Linked DNA regions of Homo sapiens: region 2 is linked to region 1. A link is a loop called in an ENCODE intact Hi-C map of the cell type or tissue named here. Cell type or tissue: B cell. All regions are shown on one strand. Links, peaks and the distances in the headings refer to the core of each region. The heading gives the core; the rest is flanking DNA.

What was found. Hi-C counts contacts between places; a loop is a spot of excess contacts. Peaks named below come from ENCODE experiments on the same cell type or tissue, not always from the same donor. Only the 100,000 strongest peaks of a DNase experiment are listed, where the experiment ranks them.
Region 2: a loop joins it to region 1, with 2.0 times the contacts of the local background. A loop is called at or near these places in 5 of 110 quality-filtered maps.

Annotation. Positions count from the first base shown.
Region 1 is chr4:153,242,950-153,254,917 of GRCh38, forward strand. The region is part of intron 1 of TRIM2 (tripartite motif containing 2); the gene reads left to right. LOC105377496 (a long non-coding RNA gene) reads right to left here and starts at 5,590. Exons shown (of 3, transcript XR_939360.4): 1 at 5,471-5,590; 2 at 3,865-4,099; 3 at 1,685-2,193. RefSeq lists an enhancer at 6,733-6,782. In B cell, for the core only: no CTCF peak of the experiment used is centred there; DNase peaks (open chromatin) are centred at 6,392 and 9,372; H3K4me3 peaks cover 1,575 bases; H3K27ac peaks cover 1,362 bases.
Region 2 is chr4:153,319,647-153,331,614 of GRCh38, forward strand. It overlaps TRIM2 (tripartite motif containing 2), which reads left to right. Exons shown (of 12, transcript NM_015271.5): 9 at 3,002-3,170; 10 at 4,432-4,502; 11 at 8,884-9,024. Among named protein-coding and RNA genes, the nearest start is that of MND1, 19 kb to the right of the region's middle. In B cell, for the core only: no CTCF peak of the experiment used is centred there; no DNase peak of the experiment used is centred there.

The sequences.
Region 1 (11,968 bases), core at 1,758-9,757:
AGGCAGCATGAGTGGGAGGTGAGCATGTTGGCAGGGGCCCCAGGGCCCGGGCAGCTCTCTAGAGAAAGGATTTCATGGCTTTAAAACCACAGGACTCTGTCACCTCCAAGGTCCTTTCCAACTTCAAACACACCTCTGATTCTATGAAAGGATGACAGTCTTCTGCCTTCCTGCTTCATTACTGGTGGAGAGGCCCTGCCAAGGCAAGGAGGGAAGTGGACTAGGAGGTAGGCCTGAGGCTAGGGTGGAGCCCCCAAGCTTCCTATCAGTACCGCCAAACTGAACTGAAGCCCCCCACACAATTGGAAAGTGATAGAGAAGGTGATGGAGTTTATGCCCTTGATTCAGGTTGTTGGGTTTAAAACTGAAGATCCACATGAAGGGGTGACTCTTTTCGTTGAGAGAGTACCAGTGCTGTGCCATGTGGCAGGGCAAAGACGAAGAGCAGTGCCAGGTTCCTTGACTGTGGGCTTTGCTTCTTCATGGCTAGGGATGGGGAGCACTGGATGCAGTTACATCCTTGCTAGATCCCAGATCCTCACTTTTTGCTTTTGACAGAAGTCTCAGGTAATAGACTTGCTTTCTTTCTTCAGCAGATAGTAGTTAAAACCAAGTGGCAACCTGATAGGCAGCCAGCTGTTATCTATGACTCAAACTATTAAGGATGGAGACATCTGTACCTGGGCCATGTTCTTCCCAGAGGAGAGCCCTTACTAAGTCAGAGGGTATTATTGTGACATCTGACCTTGAGGACAGTTCAACATGTCAATCAGGCTAGATAAGCAAATTCTTTATCTAGTAAAAATGGCTAGGCATGGATAATATGTGGTTTCTTATTCTCCTTCCTCCTCCCCCTCCTTTTTTTTTTTCCCCCCCCCCTTGAGACAGGATCTCTCATTCTATTGCCCAGACTGGAGAGAGAGCAGTGGCACAATCACTGCTTGCTGCAGCCTCAACCTCCCGGGCTCAAGTGACCCTCCTGCCTCAGCCTCCCAAGTAGCTGGGACCACAGGCATGCGCCATCACTTCCTGCTAATTTCTAAATTTTTTTGTAGAAATGGGGTCTCCCTATGTTGCCCAGGCTAGTCTGGAAATCCTAGCTTCAAGCAATACTCTTGCCTCAGCCTCCCAAAGTGCTGGGATTACACACATGAGCTACTGTGCCACTGCCATCTTCTTCTTCTTCTTCTTCTTGTTCTTCTTGTTCTTCTTCTTCTTCTTCTTCTTCTTCTCCTCCTTCTTCTTCTCCTCCTTTTCCTTCTCCTTCCTCTTCTCCTCCTTCTTCTCTTCTCCTTCCTCTTCTTTCCTCCTCCTCCTCCTCCTCCTCCTCCTCCTCCTCCTCCTCCTCCTCCTCCTCCTCCTCCTCCTCCTCTTCTTCTTCTTCTTCTTCTTCTTCTTCTTCTTCCTCTTCTTCTTCTTCTTCTTCTTCTTCTTCTTCTTCTTCTTCTTCTTCTTCTTCTTCTTCTTCTTCTTCTTCTTCTTCTTCTTTTAATTAGAGAGGAGGCCTCACTATGTTGCCCGAGCTGATCTTGAACTCCTGGGCTCAAGCAATCCTCCTGCCTCAGTCTCCAAAGTAGCTGAGATTACTGGTGTGTACCACTGCACCTAGCAACACATAGTTTTTTGAAGATGTACAAAAATTTGATTCTTGGAATGGATTTATAAGAAAGCTTTGCATTTCCTCTGGGTTGAGGGAAACAACTTTATTAATTGCAGTGTCTTTGGAACAGGTACATATTTTAATATTATTAGAGAAAGAATTTCTGGCCTGCAAATAATTGGATATGAACTAGAGAATAAATATCTTCCTACATTGCAGGAGAAAGTAAAACATAACATCCTGTTTCTATCCACAGATACTTAAGAGGGAAAGGGAGAAGGAAAGGAAAGAATGGAATTGGGAATTACATGGCATAACTTGGGATACCTGTTTTACAGCTAAATCATTTGTGATCTGATTTCCATGTTGGTGGGACTTGGCCTGTTTCTGGCAGGTTCCTCCTGCCTTCCCTCATTTTCCCCAGCTTTCTTCATTCATCACAGGTTCTTTTTTCTACCATCTTCTGTGGGTAAAATCTAGGGGGCTTGTGACCCTCTGAGATGGTTCTTGCTGCACGTGTCTGTGCACAGCACTGAGAAGCAAAGTACACACACAGTCAGTTCTTGCACCAGTCAGGAGCAGCTTGCCTCCACCTACAAAACACAGGGTGATCATGCGTCTAAGGAACTGATTATCTTTTCCATTTCTTATCTTCTGCACAAGCCAATGGTAAGTTCTGTTTACTTACTTATCTTGGCTTATGCACAAGTAAACTGTAGGTATTGTTTTTCATTTACGAGGTTTTTGCTATCCTTGGGTTGGTTTATAATGTTGTTAGTCAGACCAGGTTGTGTCTTAATGTCCAGACAGTGAGTTAGGGTATTACAGACCCACCAACTGGATTTTCCTCTGAAGCAAAATCTACTAAAGGTGTGTCAGCCATTTTGTTAGGCTTGAGCAGGGGCGGGCAAACTATGGCCTGTGAGCCAAATCTGGCCCACGGCCTGTTTTTGTACAACCAGTGAGCTAATGATGGTTTTTATGTGTTTAAATAATTTGGAAAAAACCAACAGAAAAATAATATTCTGTGACATGAGAAAATTATTTCAAGTTTCAGTGTTTATAAATATAATTTTATTGAACACAGTTATAATCATTCCTTTAACAACTGTTATTTATTTGTTTGTTTATATACTTATTTATTTTGAGACAGGGTCTGTCTTTGTTGCTTAGGATGGCAGTGCATGGTGCAATCACAGCTCACTGCAACCTCTCCTCCCGGGTTCAAGCGATCCTCCCACCTCAGCCTCCCAAGTATTTGGGACTACAGGTGTGCACCACCATGCACGGCTAGTTTCTTTGTATTTTTTGTAGAGACAGGGTTTTGCCATGTTGCCCAGGCTGGTCTCAATTTTCTGAGCTCAAGCAATCTGCCTGCCTCAGCCTCTGAAAGTGCTGGGATTACAGGCATGAGGCACCACACCCAGCCCCTTTACCTACTGTTAATGGCTGCTCTAACACTACAATAAAATTGGGCAGTTGCAACGGATACTGTATTGACTCACAAGTCAATAAAGTGTTTGCTATACTGGCCCTTTACAGAAAAGGTTTGCTGACCTCTTTGCTTGTATAATTAAACAGCAACAATAGTTCACATATTTTGAGTCTTCCTATGTGCCAGGCAACGTGCTAAGCATCTTTTGGGCATTGTTTAATCCTCATAACAACCCTATAAAAAGTATCTCTTTTAAAAAGTAAAAAGTATCTCTTTTACTTTTTACAGATGAAGAAAAGGAGGGTAAGAGAGGTGGTGTAATTTGGCCAAAATCACACTGTTGGGCAGTATCAGAGCTGGGATTTGTACCCACATTTGTCTGATTCCAGAGCCTGGATTCTTATCCACCACAGAACACCAACATGCCTGTATTTCCTAGGTGGGTCTGAAGTAGAGGCCACAGATAAAAATTGTTAATTGTCTGAAGCTTAATTAACTTCTATTTCAAGTAATTTAATTTAGTTTATTATTTGAGATTTAGTATCTGTCTCTGTTATGAGAATGTGTACATTCCTTAAGGATAGTGACTATCTGTGGCTCCTAACACAGTGCCTAGCACATAGTAGAAGCTAAGTTAAAAATCTGTTGAATGAAGTGGATAGGGAGTAGGAAAGAGGGTGGGAGAAAGGGGGAGGAAGAATAGAGGATGAGAGACATTATCAAGGAAGAGTCAGGGTGCCTAGCATTGGCCCTAAGGTCATGGATGGCTCTGCTTGGCACTGGGCTCACCCTGACCAAGGGCTCACAACACCCTCGGGTCAGGCCTCACCTGACCGTGCACACATTCCATCTGCTGCTGCTTGACTTCTATTCTTCCGCCCTTGCTCTTCCCCTCTGCCTCTGGTGGCCTTGTGGCTTCCTGGCACTGGTCCAGATGCAATGCCAACCTTGAGAGGCGCATCAATGTTTGTTTAGAGTGCATTCATTTGGAGGAGGATGTGGAAGTGAGGCCTCCCGTTCTCATGTCCAGAGACGATGACTTACATCAAAGGGCAAAACTGACGCTGGAAGGGGACCAAAAGGAATCATTTCTCTTCTGATCTTTTTAAGAAGGCTGCTGGCTCTAAGGGAGAGATGCTGGCCACTGAGGACTCATTTCCACAGGCCGCTGACCAGCACAAAAGTCCAGGTTTCTTTCTCATGAGAACCAGTGGCAGGTAGGCATGAACAGACTCTCTTCCTTCCTGGGACTGGCCTGGGACTAGAGTTAGTGTGAGACCTCAGCAAGAGTAACAAAGTAGCACTGCAGCCTCTCAGCTGTGTCAAAAACAGCAGGGAGACACCAGTGCTAAGTGGGTGAGGATGCAGAGGGAGGCTGTGTCCAGCCTGGTGTGATAAAAGTGTTTAGGCACCAGGCGCGGTCACTCACGCCTGTAGTCCCAGCACTTCGGGAGGCCGAGGCAGGCAGATCATTTAAGGTCAGGAGTTTGAGATCAGCCTGGCCAACATGCCAAAACCCCGTCTCTACTAAAAATACAAAAAAATTAGCTGGACATGGTGGCACATGCCTGTAATCCCAGCTACTCAGGAGGCTGAGGCAGGAGAATTGCTTGCACCCAGGAGGCTGAGGTTGCTGTGAGCTGAGATAGCGCCACCACACTCCAGCCTGGGAAACAGAGTGAGACTCTGTCTCAAAAAAAAAAAAAAAAAAAAAAAACTGTATAGGCATATCTCTTCTGATTTTGCATGATTCTGCTCGCTATCATTTATTGATGTATTTTATTTGGCTTATGAAAAGGTGATGAAGTGTAGTGTTTTATTAAACTATTCATATGCCCAAAAAAACCCCACAAATGCTTACTGAATCCTTAAATGAGCCCAGCTCCAGGAGTAAAAAAAGTGAATTATCAGTCATTTCTAAAGGAACTCATAAATCTAGTAGTGGCCATAATAATGATAGTAATAATTTATGTTCTGACTGCTTATGATGCATCAGGCATTGGATCATGTGTTTTTTTTTTTTTTTTTTGAGATGGAGTCTCGCTCTGTCCCCCAGGCTGGAGTGCGGTGACACAGTCTCTGCTCACTGGCGCGTCCGCCTCTGGGATTCAAGCGATTCTTGTGCTTCAGCCTCCTGAATAGCTGGGATTACAGGCGCCTGCCACCATGCCCGGCTAATTTTTATACTTTTAATAGAGACAGGGTTTCACCATGTTGGCCAGGCTAGTCTTGAACTCCTGAGCTCAGGTGATCCACCTGTCTCAGCCTCCCAAAGTGCTGAGATTACAGGCGTGAGCCACCGCACCCGGCCTAGATCAGGTTCTTTACATAGACTAAACAAACCATTTCCTTCTCCTAACAACGCTATGTAGTCAGTACCCTTGTCATCCCCCGTACACTTGAGGTAATTGAGGAATACAGGTTAAATTACTTACCCAGGGTTATACAACTTGTAAGTGGCAGAGCCAGGATCCAAACCCATTCTTGGCTCTAGAGCCCATCCTCTTCTCCACTACCGCACCTGAGACTTACTGTGTGTTAGGCATGGGGCTGACAGTGACACACTGGATCATTTAATCATCACAATGGCATTAGGAGGTAGCATTTTACAAACGAGCTAACAGACAGGCAAGGAGCAACCTGCAGATAAAGCAAATCCAGATATGTCTCCAGAGCCCGTGCCTTAATCGCAGATGCATTCTGACTTTCATCATAGGATTCTAATCGTGGATGAAAGTGACCCTGAGTTGTAGTGCCAGGCAGGTTGCTTAGGAAAATACTCTTCTGGTAACATGTTGGAGGGGCAGCCTTCTGAGGATGGTGTCAGATTCCCCTGTCCTCTGATTAGCTCCCTCTGCCAAGGTGCCCAGGCTCCTACTTCAGTGTCACCTCCAGGTTTCAAAGCATGGAAACCCAAGCATGTTACTCGGAGAAAGTCCCACCCCCAGCATGGGCGCATCGGCTTAGAACCCTCCAGGGTTAGCAGGCAAAGAGCTGTGGACCCCGGACACGGGAAAAGGCCACAGTCGGGAGAACTCCTGTTGCTGGAGGGCCAGGCGGGGGCGATCCCCAGGGCTCCCAGCTTTTAATGCTGTCACCGCGGGCCTTACTCCCTCCTCTTCCCCACATCGCCACCACTTGAATCAGTTCTTTTACAAAGTGGTTCTATTTCCTGGTGAGACAAAAAGGTTAGAAAAGGAAACCTAGAGGGGGTGGGGGAAAGACAGAGGTTCGGAATACCGGCGCGCAATCGCCATCTGGGTGGAGGGGACCCGCCTTCTTTTCTTCCGCCTGAGCGCAGCTCGGCTCCCGCCTCGGGGCGGGGCCTGTTGCTATGGAGCCCGGGCCCCGGCAGAGCCTGCGGGGTGAAAGCCCCTAGGGCTCCGCCTGGCATGCGTGGCCGGGGCTGTCTGAGATTTCCCCAGGTCGGTGGTTATGACCGCAGGATGGAATCGTAGAGGTCGGGTGATTTGGTCAGTAGAGAGGAACATTTGCGAGGTTCTCTCTGAATTACATGTTGGTCTAAAAGTAATCCACTATCTGGGACCGAGAGGAAAGCATGTGTGGAAGAGGCAGGCATTATTAGCAGCGCGTCCGCCTCGGCCACCTCCCTGCTCCCGCCTCGGCCACCTCCCTGCTCCCGCCCCGGCCCTGGGGGCCTCTGTTCAGCCTCCACCAGCTCAGTCGCCCACGGAGACTCCCGAACTCTTAAATCCCAGCCCTGTAGTCAAAACCACTGCATTAATTAAACAAGGTAAACTGGTGAGGCAAGCAGGAACTTGACACCGCCTTGAATTTAATTGTTAAAATGAGAAGTGTGGTAATGGAGCTCTGCTTAAGAGAAAAACAATACTTGATACCGATGTGCACATCGATGTGGACACGGATGCAATCAGGAACCCATAGTTAGCACCGGGAGATTACATTCCGGGTATACTCAAGATAGATAGAGTCAACTTTGAATTCTCGAGGCCAAGCAATGGGCGAAACAAAAGAGCTTTGTGTTTGCGTGCTTTTGCTTTTTGTTACAGTCAGAGCAGGACAAAGAATAATGAAGGAGTAGACATGTTATTACTTGGGCATTTAATAATCAGTGCATGGCAGAGCCTTGTGTTTTGCTTGTCTTTTTTTTTTTCTTTTCTTTTCTTTTTTAAAGACAGGGCCTCACTCTGTCACCCAGACTGGAGTACAGAGGCCCCATCTCAGCTTACTACAACCTCAGCTTCTTGGGTTCAAGTGATTCTCCTGCCTCAGCCTCCCAAGTAGCTGGGACTACAGGCACGCGCCACCATGCCTGGCTAATTTATGTATTTTTAGTAGTGACGGGGTTTTGCCATGTTGACCAGGCTGGTCTCGAGCGCCTGATCTCAAGGGATCTGCCCACCTTGGCCTCCAAAAGTGCTGGGATTACAGGCGTGAGCCACCACACCAGGCCTACTTCAGTCTTTTCTACAAAACTACAGAACTCCCTATCAAGAGTAATGCTAGAGAAGGAATATTAATGGGATGGTTTGTTAGTACCTAGAAAAAAAAGCATCCTGAGTTCCATAAGAATAAATGATACCAGACCAACCAAAATTCCTCCTTGGATAGGGTTGCTGGGCATGAATTTATGTCCAATATGAGTCAATATGAGAAAAGTGCCAGGACCTCAGAGGTAATTAATAGAAGGATAGAGCCTGGAGCAAGCAAAGTGATGGTCTTGCTCTGCTCTGTGCTGGGCAGATCCCACCTGGATATGTCTTCAGTTTGGGGCAGCTCCCTGTGGGAAACATACTGGGCAGGGAGTCAGGGGTGCTTGACCTGGGTCACCTTTACTGCAAATACAGCCCGGCTGCAAAGGGCTATCCTGATCCTTGAGACTCTGAGCTGAAGGCAGATAACTCAGTCCCCAGGAGTGATTTTGAGAGGTTCTGTTTGTGTCATTTATTTTTTTGTCACCAGTGCCTTGTATACCACCTGGCACACAATCACTTGTGCAATGTATAACATTAAAGGGTCATCTGAAGGCCAGGCCACTTCTGGTGTGAATTCTTGGGTTGGAACTGGGTCAGCTGGTTCCCAATTAATCTACTCCTATCCACATAACCCCAATAGGTTAAGGCCAACTTGCACCTTTTCTCTTTTAAGGATGCTTAAGAGAAAGTCCTTTCTGCTTCATTCACCATTACTTCCTGACAGTCCTGTTTGTCCTTAAAACCTCCCCCACAGCCACTAATGAATGATCCCAACCCCTAAACATAGGAGGCCTCACCAGGGCTACTGCCAGTAGAGAGGAAGGGGCTCGGCCTCTTGGGGTCCAAACCAAACCACTCAATCAAACTGACTACAGAGAGTCTGGACTGTCCAGAAGGAGCTTGGCTTTGAGGGCCACACCTGGAGTGCTGAACTGTGAAATCCATCATAACAATACTTCCTCTCCAGTTGCTCATGACTGAACTGAAGGCTGGAAATAATTACTTCTTACCATCTTCTTTCATAAAACCATTGGGCAATACTTTTCATAAAGTTTTTATGTTTGTTTTTCTTTATATCTTTAAAATTTTTTTCTACTTGACATGTTAATGAGGTACAGTGTGATGTTTCCATATGGATGCACATTGTGTAATAATTAAATCAGGGTACTTAGCATATGCATCACCTCATACCTTTATTATTTCTTTGTAGTGAGAACATTCAAAATTCTCTCTTCTAGCTATTTTGAAATATGCAGGCCAGGTGCAGTGGCTCATGCCTGTAATTTCAACACTTTGGGAAGCTGAGATGGGCATATCACTTGAGCCCAGGAGTTCTAGACCAGCCTGGGCAGCATGGCAAAACCCTGTCTCCATAAAAAAATACAAAAAATTAACTTAGCATGGTGGTACACGCCTGTAGTCCCAGCTACTGGGGAGACTAAGGTGGGAGGATTGCTTGAGCCCAGGAGGTCGAGCAGCAGTCACGCCACTGCACTCCCACTCCAGCTTGGGCAACAGGGTGACACCCTGTCTCAAAAAATACAAGTTAAAAAATGAAATCTACGATACATTATTGTTAACTGTAGTCACTCTACTGTACAATAGAACACCAGAACTTATTCCTTCTATCTAACTGTAGCTTTATATCTGTTGACTAATCTCTCCCTATCTGCCTCCTCCAACCCCAATAAAGCTTGTTGAAATCAGAGACACAGAAAATGAAATGATTGCATTAGGCAGCGTTTATAAGCTCCTGATTTGTTTGCCTCTTCTAGTTGGTTATATCTATCTCACACTGAAACACATCACCTCTCTACTTAGCTGGCTTTGTTCTACTCTGGAGTTGCCTGATTACTGTTCCTGTTCTTGCACATCCTGGGGCAGGTGACATACTGAAAGAGGAACGGTGCCAGCCACAAGACCTGGACTCTAGTTCACCTCTATTACATTATGGTTACTCCATCCTGGGCTGGTCACTTTACCTTTCTAAATCTCAATTTCCACTAAAATAACAATGCCTGCTCTACCCGTTTCTGGGTTAGCTTTGAGGATCAAAGAGAAAATCTATGAAGGTACTTTCTTTTTTCTGAGATGGAGTCTCACTCTGTCACCCAGGCTGGAGTGCAGTGGCATGATCTCGGCTCACTGCAACCTCTGCTGCCCAGGTTCAAGATTCTCCTGCCTCAGCCTCCTGAGTAGCTGGGATCACAGGCACCTGCCACTGCACCCAGCTAATTTTTGTAGTTTTATTAGTGACGGGGTTTCACTATCTTGGCCAGGCTTGTCTTGAACTCCTGACCTTGTGATCCACCCACTTCAGCCTCCCAAAGTGCTGGGATTACAGGCGTAAGCCACCACTCCTGGCCTATGAAGGTACCTTCTAAATCATAAACTACCAGATATGAAGAATTGCCTATCCATAACAGTCTCTGATCCAACTAATTCTGAGATGAACTTTCACCTTTATGTCATATTATGTCATTTGTTCATTCATAGAACTTTCATCATTCCCTATCTACTTATTGGGCACCTAGTATGTGACAGGCACTGCACTAAGGGTTAGTGAATTAAAGGTAAAAGATGGAACCTTCAACAGTTTCTAGCAAGAATGCTGTGGAGTACACAGGAGTGGTACTCAATCCAGACTGTGGGTGGGAGGATCTGGGCATCAGAGGAAGACTCAGAGAATCCTTCCTAAAGTGAGTGGTGGCTTTGCTGAGTTCTAAAGGAGCGCAAGAAGTTAACCAGGGGCAGGAGGCAGGAGAGGCTGAGAGTGTTCCTGGCAGAACAAGTGGTAAGTGAGCCTAGAGATTAGTGTTTCTCAAAGGAGATGCTACTGACATTAGTGTTGTGGGGACAGATGTACTTTTAACGTACTCTCCCAAGCATTGGAGCAGGTTTGGCATCCCTACACATAGGCACTAAATGTTAGTAGTTACCCACCCCCACACACACTGGGTATGACAGCCATAGTGCCCCTTCACATTTCCAAATGCACACCCTACTACCCCATGGGAGGGGTTGGTACCATTCCTTGGCTGAGAGCCACTGCTAAAAAAATACATGTGGAACTGTCAGAGGTGTTTGAACCTGAGCAACTCCATCTTGAATAGGAGTCAGGTAAAATGAGGCTGAAACCTACTGGGCTGCATTCCCAGATGGTTAAGCCATTCTAAGTCATAGGATGAGATAGGACGTCGGCACAACATACAGACCTTGCTGATAAAACAGGTTGTAGTAAAGGAGCCGGCCCAAACCCACCAAAACCAAGATGGCCTCCAGAGTGACCTCTGGTCCTCCTCACTGTTACACTCCCACCAGCGCTGCGACAGTTTACAAATGCCATGGCAATGTCAGGAAGTTACCCTATATGTTCGAGAAAGGGGAGGCATGAATAATCCACCCCTTGTTTAGCATATCATCAAGAAATAACCATGTAAATGGGGAACCAGCAGCCCTCAGGGCTGCTCTGTCTATGGAGTGGCCATTCTTTTATTCCTTTACTTTATTTATAAACTTGCTTTTACTTTGCACTGTGGACTCGCCCTGAATTCCTTCTTGCAGGAGATCCAAGAACCCTCTCTTGGGGTCTGGATCGGGACCGCTTTCCAGTAACAGAATGTCTTATGAACAGAGTGTGACTAGGGAGGACAGAAGGTGGAAAATAATCAGGAAGCAGATGCCGGATTGTAAATTACTTTGTATGCCATCCTAAGATGTTCATTTTCTGGGATAAATTTTCTTGAGCAGGGATAGGCAGACTGTATATAAAGTGCATTGGATTGAACTTGGCACATCATACAGGGTCAGTAAATACTGGATCGCTATCTCTCATGCTCCTGCCAATCCCAATTTAGTAGCGTACATCCTCTTCTTATGCATAGGCACTGTCTGTATACTTCTCCAGTGCACAAATCATAGTCAGACTGGCTGATGGCAGTTTAGCTCTAATCTCCATTCAGCTGGATGGAAACAGTGGGGAGAGGCAAGACAGCTCCAAGAAGTCAATAAGGTGTGCAGTGGCTGTAATCCCAAGAATCCTGGGCTCTTCTCTGCCCTTGAGACCCCCGAGTCCGGCCACTTGAGGCCACAATATGGGAAACTCCAACTCAGAAGCATAACCAGCAGCCACTATTACCATCTACCTACCTGTTTTCAGGAAGTGCCAAGGAGATGATGCTTGGCATTTCCGTGGGGGCCTCCCACGGTTACCCAAGCCCCAACTTATAAACAGTTGGACTCATTTGCCAAGACATATGCTAAAAATGAGGCTGCATTTTCCTATAATAAGCAATATTATGTGTGTTTGTTAGATTCACAGCTGAGCCCCCAAAACCCATTTAACCCATATAGTAGTTAAGCCATTGTGGTGAGGGTGTTTGAAACCCAGCTATCCTATGTAATGCTATTTCCAGGGGAAAAATATTCCCAATTCCAGGTAAAAGATCAGAAACAGATATCACCTGCATTTGTTCC
Region 2 (11,968 bases), core at 1,384-9,383, 76 kb after region 1:
TTGAACCCGGGAGGCAGAGGTTGCAATGAGCTGAGATTGCGCCATTGCACTCCAGCCTGGGCAACAAGAGCAAAACTCTGTCTCAAAAAAAAAATATATATATATATTTTTTGTTGTTTACTATTCTGTTTAAGATGGGGTTGACACAATCAGGGAAATGCAGGGATTCTTACCTTTCACTTGGTTGAATCCAGTGCAGCTAAACTAGGAGTGATGAAGGGAAGTGTAAAGAAATTTTGGTTCAATGTTTAAGTTATTCTTTCAGATCTGCCCTAGTTGTCACTACATGATAGAATGGAAGTAACCCTTTATTTTCTCTTTTTATTCTAGATAATTATCCATTTGATATTATTTGGTTGAGTCATCTAAGCAACTACAAGTGTTCATAATGTTAGGTAGTAATGACATTCTTGTTTTAATCATCGAAGTGCCTTCTCTCCCTTTTGATCTCTGCTGACTTACCCTCCATTTAGACATGAAACAACAAATGCCATTTCTTTACCCACCATTGTGTTATAGCCTCTTTGATCTTTGGGCTAGATTGGAGAATCAGAATCAAATTTACACAGCAGTTCCTCTTGCCAAGAAAACCACTGTTTCTTTCCTAAGTAATTGTGTTCCTTTGCTCTAAAGAGATGAAATCTGAATCTTCATCATTTATAAACTTAGAAGAATAAAAGGAGCATATAAAGTCTAAAGTCCCCATCATGCAAAGTCCCATCCTGCTACTAGAAAATTTAAAAATACATATGTGGTTCACATTATATTTCTATCAGACAGCACTAATATAGAGAGATAAAATAAGAAGGCTAAAGCATAACCTATGAGAATATAACTTTTTGGGTTTTCTAAGATATAGACGCTGATTTCTCACTTTTCCTTCCAGAAGTCTATGTACATACATGCACACATATAACACATGTGGACTCAGACTACACTCATTGTTCCTTACCTTAATTTGTTTAATAGCATGTCTGAGAGTTTTTGTTGTTGTTGTTGTTTTCGAGACAGAGTCTCGCTCTGTCACCCAGGCTGGAGTGAGGTGGCGCGACCTTGGCTAACTGCAACCTTCATCTCCCAGGTTCAAGTGATTCTCCTGCCTCAGCCTCCTGAGTAGCTGGAATTATAGGCACCCACCACCACACCCAGCTAATTTTTGTATTTTTAGTAGAGATGGGGTTTCACCACCTTGGCCAACTGGTCTCGAACTCCTGACCTCAAGTTATCCACCCACCTCGGCCTCCCAAAGTGCTGGGATTACAGGTGTGAGCCACCGCGCCCGGCGAAGAGTTCTTTCATAAAAACACATAGATCTGCTTCCCTCCAACACGTCAAGCCTGGGTGCCAGGGAGAACTGTGGTTCTTATAGTTTCCCTGACTTAACATACATTCCTTCCTGCTGTTTCCTCACCTGGGGTGGTCCTTCGCCTTCCTTGTCTGCTGTGGCGTCATCAAGTTTTCACTTCACATGCATTCTGAGATGGCCTAATTGAATTCTCCCAAGTATATTAAAATGAAGACTCAATACCACACTCTTTAAAGAGATACAGTAGACATGTTTGTCCCTGCAATGTGACTGAGACATACTTGAGGGCAAGAGCTACGTCTTATTTGTGTTTGTTTGCCATGTGCCTAGAATACCGTCAGGCACATAGTGGGTGCTTGGGCAGTGTTTGTAGAATTAGGAAATAAATAAGTGAATGAGTGAAGCACTTCTTTATACGTAGTCTAGAAAATTAAGCTATAGAAAGAAAAGTAAAGGTACAAGACCTGTATCTCATGGCAAATAGACATTTAAATACACACCACAGTCTACTCAAGAACAGGAATAAAATTTAAAATACGGTATATGATTGATAGAAATCAAATGCTTTTCCCCTATTTTAAAATATGATAAAAAGTGGAGCCATTTAATCATTATGATTGCCCTATAATAATGCTAGACTTTTAAAATTAATGTATCCAATAGATATTCATTGAATATTTATTATGCACCAAGAAGTGTGTTGCCCCTGAGTACACAATGGTGAATAAAACAGATGTGACTCCCGCCCAAGGAGAACTTAATTCTCGTAAAGTTTAATGCTAGATGCCAGGCAATTTTGATATTATGATCTATAACAATGACAGTGATGGCTTCCCTACAGTGACTGCTTGCTGTGTGCTACACTCTACAGTAAACCCTTTACCTACCTTATTTTACTTAATACATCTTCCAAAAATGCCATTAGGAGTTGTCGAGTTGTCATTTTTTGGACATTTTTTAATGTATAAGGAATCTGAAGTTTAAGGAAATGAAATCCATCTGTGCTATTCCAGGTGTGTTTAAAGCAAGCAATGGAAGTAGGTCATTCTTCTGAGTCATAATCCAGTGATCTTTCACCAGATCACACCGCCTCTTCAGCAGGGAACTGTGACCCCAGTTTAGGGGATCCTAGACTATTTTTGGTGGTGATCTCTTTTAAGAATAAGGATTTTAAGGGCTGGGCACGAGGGCTCATGCCTGTAATCCCAGCACTTTGGGAGGTCGAGGTGGGTGGATCACAAGGTCAGGAGTTCAAGACGAGCCTGGCCAACAAAGTGAAACCCTGTCTCTACTAAAAATACAAAAAAAATTAGCCAGGCATGGTGGTGCACGCCTGTAGTCCCAGCTATTCAGGAGGCTGAGGCAGGAGAATTGCATGAACCCAGGAGGTGGAGGTTGCAGTGAGCCGAGATTGCACCACTGCACTCCAGCTGGGACAACAGAATGAGACTTCGTCTCAAAAATAAATAAATAAATAAATAAAAGAATAAGGATTTATATAGATATCAGCAGCAGATAATGGATGTGACAAAGCCAGTTTTCCAAGACAGAAGTTCATTGTGATATATGAGTAGCTGTGTACCCGTTTGAACCTTCAGGTAAATGTTGACCAAAACAGTGTTTATCTTCATGTTCTGTAGTGGTTTAAACTTTGACTCTATACTGTACTTCTATTTCTGTACTTGTTTCAAACAGACAAAAATTGGATCAGGAAAGCTGATGGGACCCAAAGGAGTTTCTGTGGACCGCAATGGGCACATTATTGTTGTGGACAACAAGGCGTGCTGCGTGTTTATCTTCCAGCCAAACGGGAAAATAGTCACCAGGTTTGGTAGCCGAGGAAATGGGGACAGGCAGTTTGCAGGTACACTCGATGGTAATATGTAAACCCCCTTTTTTATGCTTCTTCTGCTCACATTTGCATGATGTTGGAGCATGTTGAAGACACCGCATCCCTAGTGTGTTTGCTGGCTTTGGGAAAGATGCTGGGGATAAAATCTAAGCAAAAGCATGTTTCGTTGCTTGAGCCTTAGTCACCGCCACCCACCCGGCAGTAAGTTGAGCTGCAGTCCTTGTGTGGTTTTTATCGGTGGCAGTTCACAACTCAGAAGTCTAGCTTTGAAATATTCATATTAAATAAGGTATAAATTTTAAAATAAAAATATTTGAAAAACAAGGAATAACTACTGTTTCAGCCTAGCTGTAACTTTGCTTAAAAAGCCACTGAATGAGAATTTTTTTTCACCTTTCTAGGTTATTGTAAGAGAACAGGAGTCTAGAATATTTGCTAGGTTTAAGGAGGGCAGTCTGTTTTACGTCTCTTTGGTGTAGCACTTTGCAATCACAAGCTTATTTAGGTTTTTGCATTTGCAAGAAGAGGCTGAAAATAGCTTATTAATTTTCTTTTTGAAAGGATGCTTTTGGCACTTAGTATTAATTTGCATAATATTTGTTTATGCTTTGTCTCCAGTTCTGCCAAGTTTCTGAATGTCACCCAGAATTATAGTGTGGGTTTTCTGTTGTTTTGTTTTGTTTTGTTTTGTTTTTGAGACAGGGTCTCGCTCTGTCACCCAGGCTGGAGTGCAGTGGCGTGATCTCAGCTCACTGCAGCCTCGACCTCCTGGGTTCAAGTGATCCTCCTGCCTCAGCCCTCCAAGTAGCTGGGACTACAGGCATGTGCCACCATGTCCAGCTAATCAATTTTTAAAAATTACATATTGGAGTCTCTTTTCCAATGCTGAGTTGCCACGTCTTTCCTTGGTGGGAGCTGAGGGCTCTAAAATGACTAACAGATACTCAGGGAAGCTGGCAGATGTGACTTTTAGATGGTGGCACGGAGAATGAATTCTGATGCTTACTGCTCCTCCCACTTCATTAGGGCTGCTAGAACTCCCAGCCTGCTTGAGAAAGAGTCAGAATAGACTGGCGCAAGTAGAGAATAATATAGGATCCATGTTATCTGCAACTGGAGGTCTGGCTGAATGATCTTTCAAAGACTGAGTCTATGATTCTTTGTACTTTCTTAAATAACTAAGTTAATATATTAAGTTTGTTTGTTACAGTAACTGCTATATGTAATCACTTTTGTTGTAGTCATCACATATTTTTTTCCATCTTTATTGCAGGTCCCCATTTTGCAGCTGTAAATAGCAATAATGAGATTATTATTACAGATTTCCATAATCATTCTGTCAAGGTACTACAAGCACATGAGTTGTTGTTAACTTTTAACTGCTTTTATGGAGAAATTGGTCTGCGAGAAAATAATGCAATACTTACATATGGCACCAAAGGGAGTTAACCAGCAGAGTAGACTTTGTTCTGCTCAAAGATGCCGGTTTTAACTTGGACTTACAGACCTTGGAAAGTCAGGAAATTGAATAAAATGTGGTGGCAATAAGTTGCTTAATTTGAAACTGGTGCAAATGAAGAGGACTTGAAAATTAAATTTTAAAAAGCAATTCGTTGAACTTAGAGGCAGAACTTTCTGAAGCTTAATGTTTTGTGGCTAGTCAATAAATTAAAATCACTTTTTCAATTTTCCGCATCTTTTTGTTAAAAAAAAAATTAGATGTTCGACTCTGTTACAACAACAGACAGCATGGGGAGGGGGATAATCCTAGCATACATTCATACAGTATATTTTATACTTCTTAGAATGCTTTCACACATTTGGTGTTCTTTAGAAAACAGTGACCTATAGTATATCTTTCTTACTAGGTACCAGGGGAGAGAGAATTGAACTTTATTATGAGAAAATCAGGAAATAATAAAATGGTTCAAAACACATTACTCACTTACTGAAATGATGAGGAAATATTTAGTAATATCCTAGATCAGGCTTCTCAAGGTGTGATGCATGTTCCACTGAAGGTATGATCCGTGGCCATAGGCAGTACACTGGTGGATATTTTTATTTTAAGTTATGCATTTATTTTAGGGCTACCTTTTGTTTACATCAAGTGATGCTGTTTTGCACTTACAGACATAATAAAGTTTTTCTTTTAAATACATTAATCTAAATTTTAAAAGGTGAGTCATTTTAAAGGAAAAATGATAAGGAAACAGCAGAGGATGGTATGCCAGTGAGTAAAGTTTGCACTTAGAAACAATGACTGAGCAACCAAAATTAATAATGACTTATCAGTGCTAATGACTGCGATAGCTAGATAAGGGGTAGGTTTTTTAACACCCAAAGGTACTCTCTGTGATGTCCTTTCTGCATCCTGGAGAGCCTCTAACCTGAGTAAATGGAGAGGGCTTGGATCTTTTTGATGGGTGCCAAGTCCCTGTGCAGACAGTAGCGCACAGTGGGCTGCGGAAATGGGGTCAGGATAAGGGAACAGGGTGCCCACCGTTGCTTTTTTCTGAAACTGCTCCCTGCCATATTGTCTCTCCAGAGATGCTCACATGGTGGCATAGGTCCCCCCTACACTCAAATGCAGATAATCTGCATTCTCTGCTGAAACTACTGTCCATGGGAAGTGTCTTGGTAAAAGGAATAGGATAGTGGAAAAAGTTGGTAGCCAAAGAAGGACGGAAGTAGAGAGCAAAGAGGCAGCAGTAACCGGGCTGGGGACTGCCTCCCCAAGAGTTATAACAGTGCTGGAGAATGAGCACAACTGTCAAAGGATAACACAGGTTGTTCTCATACTTCCTACTCTCACTCACTTTGTAGAGGAATCATTCATATAACTACAGGGCATTCAGCAAGAAGGAAACCCATATGAGATCCTAATAGTACAAAGGCCAGCAAATGCTTGCATAGGTTCTGCCCACTCCCAGCTGAAAGACAGTCATAATTAATCAAGTGGCTCTTTTCTACTAAGCGCAACTGTGATCTCAGAGCCTTTCCTGTCCAGTGCTCCAGGCAACCTCTAAGAATCAACTGGCATTGGTATGTGGGACGGCTCCTATTTACCAGTCCTGGCTGACACTGTAGAAAGAATTAAAACATATGTAAGTAGCCAAAATGCAAGGCAGGTAGCACTAAATAGTTTCATAAAATAGGTACATATAAAGTTTCCTAACTTTCCAAAAGAAAAGAGAAGATTTCCTTAATTAAGATGATCAGAGGAGACTTCCAAGTGGAGATGGTATTTGACATGAGCAGAATTTTGAAATCAGGAAAGGGCTATCATCAAGGTGATTTTTTTAAAAAACTTGCTTTAAATATTTATTGTAAAAAGCAAAGCTGTAAAAACTATTTAAGCTGATACTTCTGCCTCTTAATTTGTTTTCATGTGAATAATTTTTAAGTAATTAAATGGCATTTTAGTCGGGAAAAATAGAAAATATGAAACATTTATAATTCTTAATATTCTGAAAACTCTTCAAGTTTTCAGCATGGTAGAAGTAGATTATTTTAGCTATTTATTTAAACTCAATTTTCTTCTTGTTTTAAAAAACCATAGCCTTTCGTTGTTGTTTCTCTTCTTTTTGACAACTATTGCCAAATAAGTTTTATGGAATACTTGGGTTTTTCTTCCCCATGTAATGCTGGGCAGTTAGCAATAGTTCTGAATTCAGGTCACTTCTCTGTTGATAAGTGTAAAATGCATATCTATAGGTCAGTGCTAACAAGGGGTCTAGTTAGCTTCTTAGCTATCTGCAGAATATATTTTCTTTTCATCACAAAACAAGTAAGACTAGATTTGGCATCCTTCATTATCCCAAAATGAAGCAAAACTACTTGAGTCATTTGGATTATGCCCAGGAAAACATATTGACTCAGAAAGATAAACAAGGCTGGGCGCAGTGGCTCACGCCTGTAATCCCAGCACTCTGGGACGCCAAGGCGGACAGCTCACCTGAGGTCAGGAGTTCGAGACCCGCCTAGCCAACAGGGCGAAACCTCGTCTCCAGTAAAAATACAAAAATTAGCCGGGCGTGGTGGTGGGCGCCTGTAACCCCAGGCCCTCAGGAGGTTGAGGCAGGAGAATTGCTTGAACCAGGAAGTGGAGGTTGCGGTGAGCCAAGATTGTGCCACTGCATTCCAGCCTGGGTGACAGAATAAGACTCCATCTCAAAAAAAAAAAAAAAAAAAGAAAGAAAGATAAACAAAATGACTATTTGTAGGGCTTAGTAAGGGAAAAAAATAGAGAATAATAAATTGTGTCCAGCATAAACATGTTCCCACTGGTCTTTAAAACTACAATGTGTTATGTAAAAGGAGACAAAAAGAGTCAGAAAAAAAATTTAAATATGGCATCTTAGTAAAAGCTGGTTGTTCTTGCCCTGGTCCTTTCTAAAGAACCACAAAGGTGGCTTGCTTTCTTGGCAAGTACGTAATGAATTCAGGAAGTAGCCATGACTCTTTCTTTTTTATCGTAATGTGAGTTTAGCCTGTAGAGATGGAAGTGTCCTACTTTCCCAAGGTACTTACCTAAAAGTAATGGTCATTTTGATCTTCTGTAATCAGAGATGACAACAGGTGGCTCTCTAAAAGGTCTTGAGATCATCCCCAAATGAAGATCTGTACTCAAATATAGTGAGCTCTTTCAGTTCTACATTTGAGGAAACCTTACTCTCAAAGTGCCTTTTACATAATACTTTCAGATTTGTCAATGAATATTTCTATGCATCTAGGCATCATGACAATGGAAGTTAAAAATAATGTCCTGGAGACATTTCAAAACCATTAGGTATCATCTGAATCATCAAGATACAATTATGCTTACTATAGTGTTATCATTAAACATTAACATTTACTTTTTTCAAAATCAGTGATCTGTATTGATACATATTTAGTAGCACTCTATTAATAAGAATATGTAATTAACCACAGCACTCCACTGCTTGACCATATCAGATGTTAGAGAATTTGCTTAAGAGTTCTGTTTAGCCCCCTACTTCTAACAGCTTCCCGTCTCTCTACTGAGAGATAAAAGAGTAATAGAAAATAGAGTAATAGAAACTACTTTTATATTCATCAAAGCCTTAGGATCATATAAACTCTCGAACTAAAATATCTTCTGAGGGTAAATAAAAAAGCCCTTCTCTTATTTCTCACCTGCTGCTACCACACATGTGCACACACACATGCAATGAATTTCTCCCATTCTAAGTATGGAGTCCAGCCTACTCTTTCTAGTTATGTTGATGTAGTAAAATGATAATAAATTCTGAGCATCTGGCATAACAAAAAACTCCTACTCTCTGATCCAACTTTTAATGGTCATCCATCCTGTTAGAAATATAAATATAATGCCCATTCTTGAAATTAGCAATTTCTTTAAAGGTGGGAAGAATAATATTATTGAAAATTATAGCACTTCTTACTCATACTTACTTGTACAGTATTTTATAACAAAGGTATCATTCACATAAGGATTTAATAACCAGATATAAGCCAAAAAAAGTGATGATTTAACAAATGATAAATCAGATTTATACAGTAATTTGGGGAACCACAATGATATGCAGTCTGTCTTGTAGATTTCATTTTCTTTTTTTAGAATGTCTTAAATGATAAGTCTTGTTATAAATAACCTGCTCAAATAGATATTTTTTTAATCCATCATGTTGGTTCAAGTATTTTGATGTAAAACAAAATAATTTAAAAATATTTCATACAGGTGTTTAATCAGGAAGGAGAATTCATGTTGAAGTTTGGCTCAAATGGAGAAGGAAATGGGCAGTTTAATGCTCCAACAGGTGTAGCAGTGGATTCAAATGGAAACATCATTGTGGCCGACTGGGGAAACAGCAGGATCCAGGTAGATCAATGTGCTAATGTATATGGTTAGAGTGTTTGGTATTTGTTAAAAGTGAAGAATTTGCTGTCCCCCAAACTGGAATGTTTTCTCTTTTCCATTGGTTAGGACATAGAACCATAGATACTCTCACCAGAAGGACCAAACTCAGCAAGATGGAGTAGAAAAAATGTTACCAGACTGAAACCCTCTAAATTGGGGTTTTAATATGGACCCCACAGACCCCCACAAAGGGTCTGAAGATAGAATTCAAGGGGGCCATTGAATAAAAATACTACATTATTATATTTATGAACCTCTGGCTGAAAATTATCATTTCCCTTAATCATGAATATAAGCAACAATCATAGTAATTTTAGTAATGCCTATGACTTTGTCACCAAGAAAAATCACAGAAATTTTCATATCATATTGTTGCAAAAATCTTGAATTGTCACTTATTCTCATCACTACTTCAAAATTACAGTAATTATTAGACCCATTACTATTTCTTATTATTTAATGTGCTAATTTTTAGAAGCACACACATATTGCTCTATCATAATTTAGTAATATTTCAATAGCTATATTTTAATATGGTTTTTTACAATCCCATGTGTTTTGTTTTATGAATTTTAAAACACTATTGTGCTAAATGACCCTTGAGTCAAAGAGGGAGTCTCAAGGAAAATTGTAAAATATATTGGACTGAATGAAAATGCAAATAGAACGTATCAAAATTTGTGGAATTTAGCAAAAACAATGCTGAGAGGGAAATTAATACGCTAAATGCTTCTATTAGAAAAGAGGAAACATTTTAAATCAATGGTCTAAGCTGCCATCTCAAGAAGCTAGAAAGAAAAGAGCAAACCCCAAACAAGCAGAAGGAAGCAAGGCCGAAATTAAAGGCTGGGCGCTGTGGCTCATGCCTTTAATCCCAGCACTTTGGGAGGCCAAGGCAGGCAGATCACTTGAGGTCAGGAGTTCGAGACAAGCTCGGCCAACACGGTGTAACCCCATCTCTACTAAAAATACAAAAAATTTGCCAGGTGTGGTGGCAGGCGCCTGCAAGCCCAGCTACTCAGGAGGCTGAAGCAGGAGAATCGCTTGAACCCAGGAGGAAGAGGCTTCAGTGAGCCAAGATCACATCATTGCACTCCAGCCTGGGCAACAGAAGGAGACTCTGTCTCAAAAAATTAAAAAAAAAAAAGAAATGAAATTCAAAACAGAAAAGCAATAGGGAAAATCCATGAAATAGCAAACTGGCTCTTTGAAAAGATAGTAAAACCAACAAAACCCTAGCAAGACTGACAAAGGAAATAAGAGAAAAGACACAAAATACTAATATTAATACATGTTCTGTAGACATCAAAAGGATAATAAGGGAATTCTGTGAACAACTCTACATACACAAGTTTGACAACTTAGATGAAATAGACAACTCCTCAAAAAATACCAACTCCACAACTCCCGTATGAAATAATTTGAATAGCCCTATAACTATTAAGAAAATTTAATTCATAATTTTAAAACACCAAAAAGAAATGTCTAGATGGAGATGATTTCACCATGGAATTCTTCCAAATGTTTAAAGAATTTAGTAACAATTGTATACAATTTCTTCCAGAAAATAGAAGATAAGAGAATACTTCCCAACTCATTTTCCAATCAGCTTTTGAAGCCCTGATACCAAAACCAGGCTAAGACAGTACAAAAAAGAAAGCTACAGACCATATTCCTCCTGTGTGTAAAAATTCTTAAAGATATATTAACAAATATAATTCAGCAATATGTAAAAATTGCTCCATGACCAAGTGGAGTTTATTCCAGGAATGCAAGACTGGTTTAGTATTAGAAAATCAGGGAGTCTCTGAGCTACTCTGGCTTGGGAGGCTGCCCTTTAAAAAATAAAAATAAAAATAAAGAAAATCAGTCAATGTAATAATCCACCATAGTAAAATTCTAAAGAAGAAAAACTATATGATCATATCAATTGACACTGAAAAATCATTTGACAAAATTTAATACCCATTCATGACAAAACTCTCAGAAAACTAAGACTCTCTCAACTTGATAAACAACATCTATGAAAACCATAGCTAACACCATACTTCATAGTAAAAGACTGAATGCATTCCCTATAGAGCAAGGATGTCTGCAAGGATGTCTCACCATTCTTGTTCAATATAATACTAGAAGTTCTAGCCAGCACAAAAGGTAGAAAGGAAATAAAAAGCTTACAAATTAGAGTGGAAGAAATTAACCACTCTCCCTGTTTGCAGATAACATGATGTTTACATAGAAAATCCCAAAGAATCTATAAAAACAGTTCCTAGAATAGGTGAGTTCAGCAAGATTGCAGAATATAAGATCAACATACAAAAATCAATTATGGTCAGGCACGGTGGCTCATGCATGTAACGCCAGCACTTTAGGAGGCCAAGGTGGGAAGATTGCTTGAGGCCAGGAGTTTGAGACTAGCCTGGGCAACACAGGACGACACTATCTCTACAAAAGAATACAAAGATTAGCCAGACATGGTGGCACATGTCTATAGGCTCAGCCACTCAGGAGGCTGAGGCATGAGGATTCCTTAAGTCTGGGAGTTGGAGATTGCAGTGAGCTATGATTGTGCTACTGCACTCCAGCCTGGGTGACAGAGCAAGACCCTGTCTCTTAAGAAAAAACAAAAAAAAATTATATTTTTATAAACTAGCAACTAACAGTGAAAACCAAAATTAAAAACACAATACCATTTAGAATCACTGAAAAAATATATACTTAGATATTATAACAAAACATATTCAATATTTGTATGCTGAAAACTATAAAATGCTGGCAAAAGAAATCAAAGAAGTTCTAAGTAAATGGAGAAACAACTGTGTTCATGGATTGCAAGACTCAACAATGATGTCAGTTGTCTTCAAATTAATATACAGGTTTAACACAAAATCTCAGCAGGATTTTT